Regions from separate parts of the Mus musculus genome. Here region 1 is linked to region 2. A link is a loop called in an ENCODE intact Hi-C map of the cell type or tissue named here. Cell type or tissue: left cerebral cortex. All regions are shown on one strand.

Evidence for each region. A loop is a pair of places that touch in the nucleus more often than their neighbours do. Peaks named below come from ENCODE experiments on the same cell type or tissue, not always from the same donor. Only the 100,000 strongest peaks of a DNase experiment are listed, where the experiment ranks them.
Region 1: it touches region 2 in a loop (2.0-fold over the local background); 2 of 42 quality-filtered maps call a loop at or near these places.

The regions. Positions count from the first base shown.
Region 1 is chr11:107,922,350-107,927,349 of GRCm38, reverse strand. No RefSeq gene overlaps it. Among named protein-coding and RNA genes, the nearest start is that of Cacng5, 9.8 kb to the right of the region's middle. In left cerebral cortex, no CTCF peak of the experiment used is centred here; a DNase peak (open chromatin) is centred at 2,419.
Region 2 is chr11:107,980,614-107,985,613 of GRCm38, reverse strand. It overlaps Prkca (protein kinase C, alpha), which reads left to right. Exons shown (of 17, transcript NM_011101.3): 10 at 1,556-1,729; 11 at 3,912-4,003. Among named protein-coding and RNA genes, the nearest start is that of Mir7223, 14 kb to the left of the region's middle. In left cerebral cortex, a CTCF peak has its summit at 2,872; DNase peaks (open chromatin) are centred at 1,482 and 2,885.

The DNA of each region.
Region 1 (5,000 bases), 58 kb after region 2:
ATCCTTGTGATCGCCCAGACAGACATGCAGGTTAACATACTTCTTAAACACATAAAATAAAATTTTTAATTAAATCTTATTCTGAAATCTTGAAAAATATGGCAAAGTCAAGACAAAAATAATAAATTTCACACGCCATCACACAACCTGAGAGACTGCTAATGGCATCAGAGATTGTTTCTTTTCTTCTGGCGTGTCATCTTACTCTGTTGGGCACACGGTGGGCATCCACGTACCTATCCTGCTTTTCCAAGTATATCTAGTCCCATGGATAGTAATATTGCATACCTTAATCAAGTCATTAAGAACTCTATACTGGTTTGTTTTTGTTTGTTTAAACAAGGTCTTGCTGCATAGCCCAGGCTGGCCACAAAGTCATAAGAGAGCCCAGGCTAGCTATGGTAATTTAAATGATAAGTGTCCCCCCAATAGGCTAAATCATTTGAACACTTGGTGCTCAGTTATTTGTGCTGTTTGGGGAGTTGAGCCTTGCTGAAGGAAGTACATCACTGGGGGTAGGTTTGAGAGATGGTCCCTTCACCCAACCTCAAGATCTCTGCTTAATGCTTTAGTTAAAAGTATGAGTCCTCAGCTTCCTGCCACCATCTCTCCACCCCATCATGATGCGCTCTCAGCCCGTCCCTCTGGAACAATAAGTCAAAATAAACTTTCTCTTCTTTAAGTTGCCTTTCATCATGGAGTTTTATCACAGCATTGGACTGTCTTAGGGTTTTACTGACATGAACAGGCACCATGACCAACGCAACTCTTATAAGGGCAACATTTAATTGGGGCTGGCTTACAGGTTCAGAGGTTCAGTCCATCATCATCAAGATGGGAACATGGCAGCATCCAGGCAAGCTTGGTGCAGAAGGAGCTGAGAGTTCTACATCGTCATCTGAAGACTGCTAGCAGAATACTGGTTTTCAGGCATCTAGGATAAGAGTCTTAAAGCCCACACCCACAGTGACATGCCTACTAATAGTGCCACTCCCTGGGCTGAACATATACAAACTATCACAATGACTAATACATTAGCTTTGAATCCCAAAATTCTCCTACCTTTGGCTGCCAGGTCCTGGGAGTACAGGCATGTGCCACCACATCTAGACCTCCACTGAATATCTAAAATGCCTCCTGGTTTTGACTGTACAAACTGACCTTTGTTAAGGCTGCTCTTGTTAAATTTTTAGAGTTCTCCATCCTTGCAATTATTTTGAATATTTCAGTGACAAACACCTTAGATCCAAAATCTTCTTATGCATTTTATCTCCTCTCCCCAGTTGGGTCCCAGGAACATAACCAAATGTAACCCAGGCTGGTCTAGAACTTGTAGCTGAGGTTGGACTTGAACTCACAACCCTCCCAAGTACTGGGATTACAGGATGCACCACTATGCCTAGCTTGAAATCTTATTTTCTGTAGTGACATATTCTTGCCCCTGGATCAACTAAAAACTAGCGGGGGCTTTTTTTTTTTAATATCATACTGTTTCTAGATAATTTGCCACCAAAAGTCAACTCATTCATTTATTCATTCAGCAAACACTTATGTGCACCCTAAACAATGCACCAGGACCAGGCTACATACCGGGCATGCAATGGTTGCTACAGCTCTTAGTCAAGAGTGTGTTTACCATCAGCTTCTTTCTGCAGGATTGGAAGCAGCTTGAAGTAAAATATTTCAAACAAATAATTAAATAGAAATAGACCATCGGGCCCAAAGAGAATCAATAAAATCCCCGTCACTGATCTTACAGTTATCTGTGCATTTCCTAGAAGCCGAAGAAAGTGGGAGTCATGATGGTCAGTCACGTGATTCTCTTTCCTGGAACCTTATGTCGCTGGGAAAGACAGTGTTTTCTAGTATTGAGATCCAAAAGAAACTCAACATTACTGCATCAAAAAGACATTGTCAACATTTCAAAAAAAAAAAAAAAAGTGACGTTTTGGATGTTTTCTTTCATTTTGGGTGTTTTCTTTTCCTTTTTGAGATAAGGCTCCATGTAGCACAAGCTGGCCTCAAATTCTATACCCAAGACCAGCTTTCAAGTCCTGATGCCCCTGCCTCTGGATCCCTGATACTGAGATGCCAGGTCTGTACCCCTGAAAAGTGGCTGATGCATTGAAATGGCTTTGTTCTTTCTTTCTTTCTTTCTTTTTTTTTTTTTAAGACAATCAATTCAGTGGCCTCTTTCTCCTAGCCTGTCTTTAGTGATCTACATCAACTACTTGGCATAATATAAAGATGAAATTTCATGAAGGTGACCGATGAGGATGTTCGAGCCAGTGTCTGGAAATGTAGCCAATGACAAGGCCCAGCTCGGTCCAAGAAAAGAATTTAGAATTCCTGGAGGAAAGAAAACAACGAGGTGCCATGTTTTATCTGTCAGCTTGGCAAAAGTTAAAAGCCTGCTTTAAAGATTAAAACCCAATTTTGGCAGGAGTTGGGGAAACCAGTCCTCGCCTACCCTGTGGGTGGGAGCAGAAATTGGTGTAATAATTTTGGAGGGCAATTTGCAACAACACTCTTGAAAATGTGCTTACGCACAGCTATTCTACTTTAGACGATGTTTTCAAAGGAAAAAGGAAAAAGAAAAAAAAAAAACAAAAAACAAAAACAGCACACAAAGCCTTAGTTGGTGAGACTTCCTTCTCCCGGGCTGTCCTGATTGAACTAGATCCAGCTGGACCTTTGCACTCACCCACTTAGGCTTATCAGTCCTTACATATATTCATTTATTCATCCATTCATTTGTTCAGTGTGTGTGGGTGTGGGTATGGGTGGGGGTGTGGACTCATGTACGCAGGCACACACGCGTGTGCATGCATGTGGAAGCCAGAGGACAACCTCAGATGCTGATCCTCCTTGGGGTTTCCCGCTAGCTTTTTTGAGATAGGGTCCCTCACTGAGACTTGAAGCTTATCCATTAGGCTAGGCTGGCTAGCCAGCCATCCCTGGACATCTACCTGCCTCTATGCTCCCAGTGCTAAGGTTACAAGTTCATTCCACCATGACTGGATTTTGACTTCGGTATTGGAGATCAATCCACGTCCTCATGTCTACACGGCAAGCACTTTACTGACCGAGCCATCTCAGCCCACCCCTTGCCCAACTCCCCCCTTTAAAAACATGTTGTTTTGAAATAATTTAAGACTCAAATCAGTATAGACTCTTCCCATCTGTCCCTCAGCCAGTTTGCCCTTTGGTTTTATCTTCACAGGCAAATGTATAAACAGAGCTAGGGAATGGCTGCCCCACTGAAGACCCCCTAGAGAGTTCACACACACACACATACACACACACGGTGTGGGAGATCAGCTGCTATGAAATTCTACCACGTGAAATTCACATAGCCACCATCACTGTCACCAGGATTTTGAACTTGTTCTATTCTGTGAGAAACTTACTCCTGCTGGCCCTTCCAGCCATACCCCTGACCACCAGAGCCCCTGGCAACCAGCACTGTGCTCTGCTGCGATACGGTTTGCCATGTTTAGTGTCGTAAACTGGAAGCACATGGGCCTGGAAAGACAGCTCCATTGGTGAAGTGTTTGATGCACAAGCTCAAGGACCCGAATTCTGGTCCCCAGCACAGGTGGAAACATCGGCGTATGGTGACAGGTGCCTCAGCCTCAGCTGTGGGAGGAGAAGACCGGAGAATCCCTGGTGCTTTCTGGCCAACTGGTCTAGCACAGTAAGTGAGCTCCAGGTTCAGTGAGAGACCCTGTCTCAAAAATAAGGTGGCAAACCATAAAGGATGCTAGCTGATGTTGTCCCTGACCTCCACAGACAGGGGCACGTGTGCACATGTGTACCCACACACACATCACTAAAATAAAAAGAGGCATATGGGACATGACACGAGTACACTTTATTTTGCTTGGATTCTCTTTTTCCCCCAAAGCTTCAACCAACCACATCTTCCCCTCACCCCTCCATAGCCTCTGGCCATTCTTTCAGCCTCCTCATCCATAAACCGATCTTAAGAGACAGAAAGGTGACCCAGGGAATTTCTGAATGGAGCCGCATCTCTGCAGCAGTAAACCCACAAAACACTTTACCATGTCCACATCTGATTCCCACTTGTCCACATGTCAGAGAATATCCATGCCAGATCCCCCACTTCAGATCCATTCACCTGTGTCTGGGGGGAACAGGCTGCCTAGGGACCAAAGCATGGCCAAGGCAGCACACCCCACCACTGAGGAAGGCACAGGGAAGTTCTGCTGAGAAGGGCACGGTTCCATTCAGGAACTATACACCATGCCCAGCTCATTGAAAACAGCCTCAATGTCCATGGCTATGAGCTACTGTATAATCCTGAGTAGTTCAAGGCTGATTGGATGTAGCCATGTGCTTCTTGGGTTGTCCGATGCCATTCATTGGAATAAGTCAATACTAGGTATTTGATTTGCTTTGTCTAACAGGAGTTAGGTGACAGTCTGTGACATGAGACCCTAGTGAAGGTTCTTGGTCTGTGAGAGTTTTCTAGTTTGGGGTTGGGTCCAGAGATAGCAGGTTAATATGAAAGAGCTCCTAGAGGCTTCCTCGGTATAAGAAAGTGGCTTCTTGTGCAGTTTCCTTCTTTGCAAAACTGTATTTGAGTGCGCGATGTGCCCGAGTGTGTGAGGTCATATCTGTTTGCAGGTACAGTACACATCAGTGCTAGTACTCTAGATGACTGACTAGTACACTAGAACAGCACACATCAGGGCTCGTGCATACAGAGGTCAAAGGTTGATCTTAGATAACATCTCCAATCACTCTCCACTTTAGTTTTAGAGGCCAGACCTCTCATTGAACCTAGAGCTTACTGATTTGGCTCCTTTAGCTCACCATCTTGCCTAAGGAATTCCCCCACCCCTGGTTCCCACCCCCACCCCCCATCTGGAGTTCTGGGATTACAGGAATTCAATACACCTGCCCAGCTTTTGTGTGACCGCTAGAGATCTGAGCTGGTCCTCTCACTTGGGCAGAAAGTGCTGTATTCGCCAAAT
Region 2 (5,000 bases):
TCTCTCTCTCCCTCTCTCTCTCACAAACACACACACACACACACACACACACACACACACACACACTAACCCAGAAAGCAACAAAGAATTAGTTTGTGGTGTCCCCATTCCCCAGTGTTCAGAGTACAGGGCATGCTCCCAATCACTAGTTGAACAATTAATTTCCACAACTGAAAACGAAACGTGAACTCGCCCAAAGCCTGGATGGTCACAATGAGACCCTATAATGGGGCCATGTGGACTTCGGTCTGCACAGCGTTCTCTGGCCTCTGTGGCTCCAAACCTTGTGACAGATCCATGAGCTGATTTTGAGCCTGCCTTTTTCATTGTTTGTGTCCTGGGCCTTCAAGGTTGCAAAGGTCGCTCACATTTTACCCTCCAAATGCTTCCAGAAAACATGAATATGGAAAATTCCAAACTAGACCCACTGAAGAGTATTAAATATCCCCATTAACAGACGAAAATAGCAACTTTGTATATAAATACCCTACACTGTCTACAAACATGGATACTTTAAAAAGGAATATGAATGGTGAAAATTTTTAACTTGTGGCATCTTACAATACTTAAAAATCCAAAAGTTTATGTGAGCCAGCTTTCCATAACTATAATGAATTACTTGAGGTAATATATGTATAAAGAGAAAAAGGTTTGTTTTGACTGGTGGACTTAGAGTCTGTTTTGGTTCATGGTTGAGTGGTCCTACTACTTTCGGTCTCTGGCAATATAGGGCATCCTGGCAGGAGTATGTGGCAGAACACACTTCACCATCATTTCATCAGACAGGAAAAAAAACAAAACAACAACAACAAAAAACAAAACAAACAAACAAAACAAAACGTGGCCTTCATCCCACGGTGCCCTTCAAGGGCATTGCACACCCACAATAACCTAAAGGCCTGTGATGGTTAGCTTTAATTGTCAATTTAACACAACCTAAATAGAATCCCTTGAAAACAGAGTTGAAATTGGTTTAGACTGTGGACGTGTGCCTGGGAAATTGTCTTAATTAAATTAGTTGATATGGAGAGACCCAGCCCAAAGCACCATTCCCTAGGCAAACCATCCTGAACTGCTCGCGTGAGCTGGGCACAAGCATGTACATATTGATGTCTCTCTGCTCTTGACTGTGGATCTGACTAGATATTTGACATTCCCGCCTTGACTTCTCTGCACTGATGAACTGTAACCTGGAATTGATGGCTGAAATGAATCCCTTATCCCTCAAGTTATTTCTTTGTCAAGCATATTTCATCAAAGCATCAGAAATGAAGCCAGAGCAGACCTCGGCTCCTACAGGGCCTCCCACTCCCCAACCCTTGTCACACCAAGGAGCAAAGCTTCTCCATGCAGACTTAAGGGGATGCCACCCAGGATGAAACCACAGCAGAATGTGTTAGCATTTTTTCACGAGTCACTCACAGACCTGCACCAGCTGTTGCCAAACTGTCTCCCGACACTGTTCCCCACAACCTCCGCCCCCACTCCCTGTACCAGATGTCTGCCCACCAGTGTTGAGCCTTCTCTCCTTCTGTCCCCACCCCCACTCCCCCAGGTGATGCTTGCTGACAGGAAGGGAACGGAGGAACTGTACGCCATCAAGATCCTGAAGAAGGACGTGGTGATCCAGGACGACGACGTGGAGTGCACCATGGTGGAGAAGCGCGTGCTGGCCCTGCTGGACAAGCCGCCATTTCTGACACAGCTGCACTCCTGCTTCCAGACAGTGGTGAGGACTGTCATTCCTGTCTAACACTACATCATGGTCTCGAGACACTCGGGACTTTAATCCCGTTTCCTTTGGGAACAAACTCACACTGTTCAGCTTTCATTACAGCAGTGGTTACATTATGTTAGAAATAAATAGTCTAGAGATGATTGGTGTTGGTGGGCACGTGGGCATGGAATAAATACAAATACCAAACCACTTTAAATAAGGGGCCTGCACGTGGGAGGATCTGGGTGTCCATTAAGGTCCTCCAAGTGGCTGTACGTGAGAGGTCTTCTTCCTGTAGGCCCTGGGCTAAGACTTTCGCAAAGCAGTTGTGGATTCACAGCCCTGCCTTCTCTTTTTAAGCAAACCAGGCTGGCCTTGAACTCAGAGATCTGCCAGCCTCTGCCTCCCACATGCTGTGATTAAAGGTGTGTGCCACCATAGCTAGCCAGCCCTGCCTTTTACAGACAACCCCCTCCCCCATCCTGCTGCTGCCACGCCCAGCATTGGTGTGCCAGGACACTTTGTTTTCTGAGGAGCTGTCTCTGTATAATGACACAGCAGGAGGAGCAAGCTGTGACCTGTCCAGCAGCCCGAGAGCTGTGAGAAAGGTCACAAGAAATAAGCCCAGATTATAATATTTCCTCGCATATGAAATTCAAAATTTAACATTCTAAGGACAAAGCTACACCCCTCCACTTTCCTGTCACCCACAGCAGCTTCCCGACTGTGAAGGCTGTGAGGAGTTGTAAGAAACACACAAACCTTGCCCCTACAATCTGACCGTTTACAGGAAAAAGTTCTGCTGACCTTAGGCGCAAAGTAAAATGTAAAAGAAATGTTCAAACTACAAAGACACCAGCTGTGGGGCTTCCTGGTCTCCCCACACTGACATGCATTCTAAGATGCAGCGATGAGCTGAGGGGTTCCCCACCTCCAAGCCCCACTCTCCAAGCAGCCGCTGTCAGATCTCACTCCCCTGACAGCTAGTGTTACAGTCACCGTCTCATGTAAAACTTCCCTGTGATGGAAAAATGATCCGTGCTTAGGCCTCTCCTTTTAAAATCTTGGGGAACAAGATGCCTTGAGAAGCTTGGAGTCTCAAAATGGGGGATTTTTGTGGACTCGGCGTGCGCCAAGCATGCAATGTTGGCAGCGGCCGCTGTGTGTCAGCCTTGCACTGGTCATGCAGTCGGCTCCAGCCCTCTCAGAGCTCCAGAGAGAACTGGTGGGAAGGTTAGGAGGGAGAACACAATCTCAGCCCTGTTCTGTGAGCCCACGGGCACCCGTGCAGCTCTGGAAAACTGCGAAGAAACTGCGAAGAAGGAATTGAATCCAGAGCCGGGGGTTCCCATAGCCACTTCGGGGCTGTTGACACCAGCTCCGTCATCTCTCCCTCCTGGAGCTACACTTGAATGTTTAATAGCCCCGGTGTGTAAGGGGGGTTGCTTTCTAGACTCTAGCAGAGGTCAGCTCTTACCATGCTCTGTTGTGCTGCTGGTTGTCCTCCCATTAAACTGCCTGGCATAATGTCCCCATCTGTCCCAGCATAATGGCCTCATAACTATGCAGACTTACTTGGCTCCATGATATATGCTCTCCGTGGGGCCAGCTCTTAGCATACCAGTGACAGAAAATATTTAGAAAAAGGCAATATTTGAGCACATTCTGGAGGCAAAAGAACATTGATTAAAATCTCCTTTTATGGTGAACCCCTCTCTTCCACCCACTAAATATCATTACATGTGCGTAATTTATGAGTTCAATATAACCCCAAAAGATATGTTTTCAGAAGCATCCATTTACGCACCTTACTGCATTAGCCCAGCATAGCTCCTGGAAGTCGCAGGCTATCTTTTACGCATGCGCACCATTGATAACAGGGGTTAAGATGGAATGACAGGCCCCGTATAGGGTCTTCATATCACCCCTGATTGAGAGACGAACTGTCCGTACGGGGAAGTCTGTGTGGGGGAAGGGAAAGAATGTTTGAGGCCTTTACTGTAATGAGGTGCATAACTACCAGTAGGCTGACCTGTTAGCAGCGTCCGTCACCTGCAGATGTACGGATGCACATTATCCCCCACTCAGTGAAGAGCAGATCTGTCAAGGTCACCCTGTGTTTGCTAATATGAAAGCAAAGCTGATAAGCTCTGCTGGGGAGGGACCCTCCTCACGTGTAAACCTTGGTCTCCAGGACCGGCTGTACTTCGTCATGGAATACGTCAACGGCGGGGACCTCATGTACCACATTCAGCAAGTCGGGAAATTTAAGGAGCCACAAGCAGTGTGAGTAATCTTTATTAACATTTTTCTTTCTTTCTTTTTTTTTTTTTTATTTTGAGTCTTGAAATTCAAACAGCCTAATTCTCCCAACTGAGAACTCCTTCTAGATACTATGTCCAAGGGCAACTCTGCTCACTTGGGTCTCAGCTCTGAAACTTCCCAGAGTAGCAGCTGAGCCAACAGGACCTGTGCATAATAGGTATGTCTTAGGACCAGTGATTCTAGTCTCAGCAGACTGGACATACGGACGCCTGCCTCCCCATCACCTACTAACACCCGTATGGATGGAAGCCTTCCCTGCTTGCTGCTCATCCAGCAAGAGTGTAAAGTGATGAGAGGCCCTTGGGCAGCCCATGCTCTCATTAGCAAAAGCCATCCAACAGTCCTGACACATTGCTGAAACAGTGCAGGTCAACACAGGGTACCACTAACACTCCAGAGTCGGAGAGTGGGTGCAGCACAAAACTGGGGGATGCCCAACCCAGAGATGAGAGGTGCCTGCCAAGGAAAGGATATGGAGCCAAGTCCAGGGGGTGACCTTCAGCTTAGGTGACATGAGGTGGTGGGGGAGGCTGGACAAAGAAGTGCAAAGCCTGCTGGGAGGGCAGCCTATGAGGATGGCAGAGAGAAGGGCTTGATCCCACAGAAGTTCTGACAGAGCCTACTGGCTGAGACAAGAGGAAAAGTAAGGAAGGGGCCGGTGCAAGGGGACCCCTGGGAACCACGGCAGGGAAGAAAAAAATTGAGCTGAAAGTAGGTCTTTATTTACAAGGAACATTCTGGAAGAGGAAAAGCCAAAGTGCAAGAGAAGGAAAACCTCTTTAAAGTGACATCACAGGCCAGGGGGAGGACACTGTCCAGGAGGAGGGAAGCTTGTCCTCGAACATCACACTGGGATTGCACCTTCCTTGTGGGAATGCAGGAGCAGAGAGCAGGCAGGAACCTGAGGAGTTAGCCATCCACGGGGTGGGGGTGGGGCACGGGTACCTGCGCTCTTTCC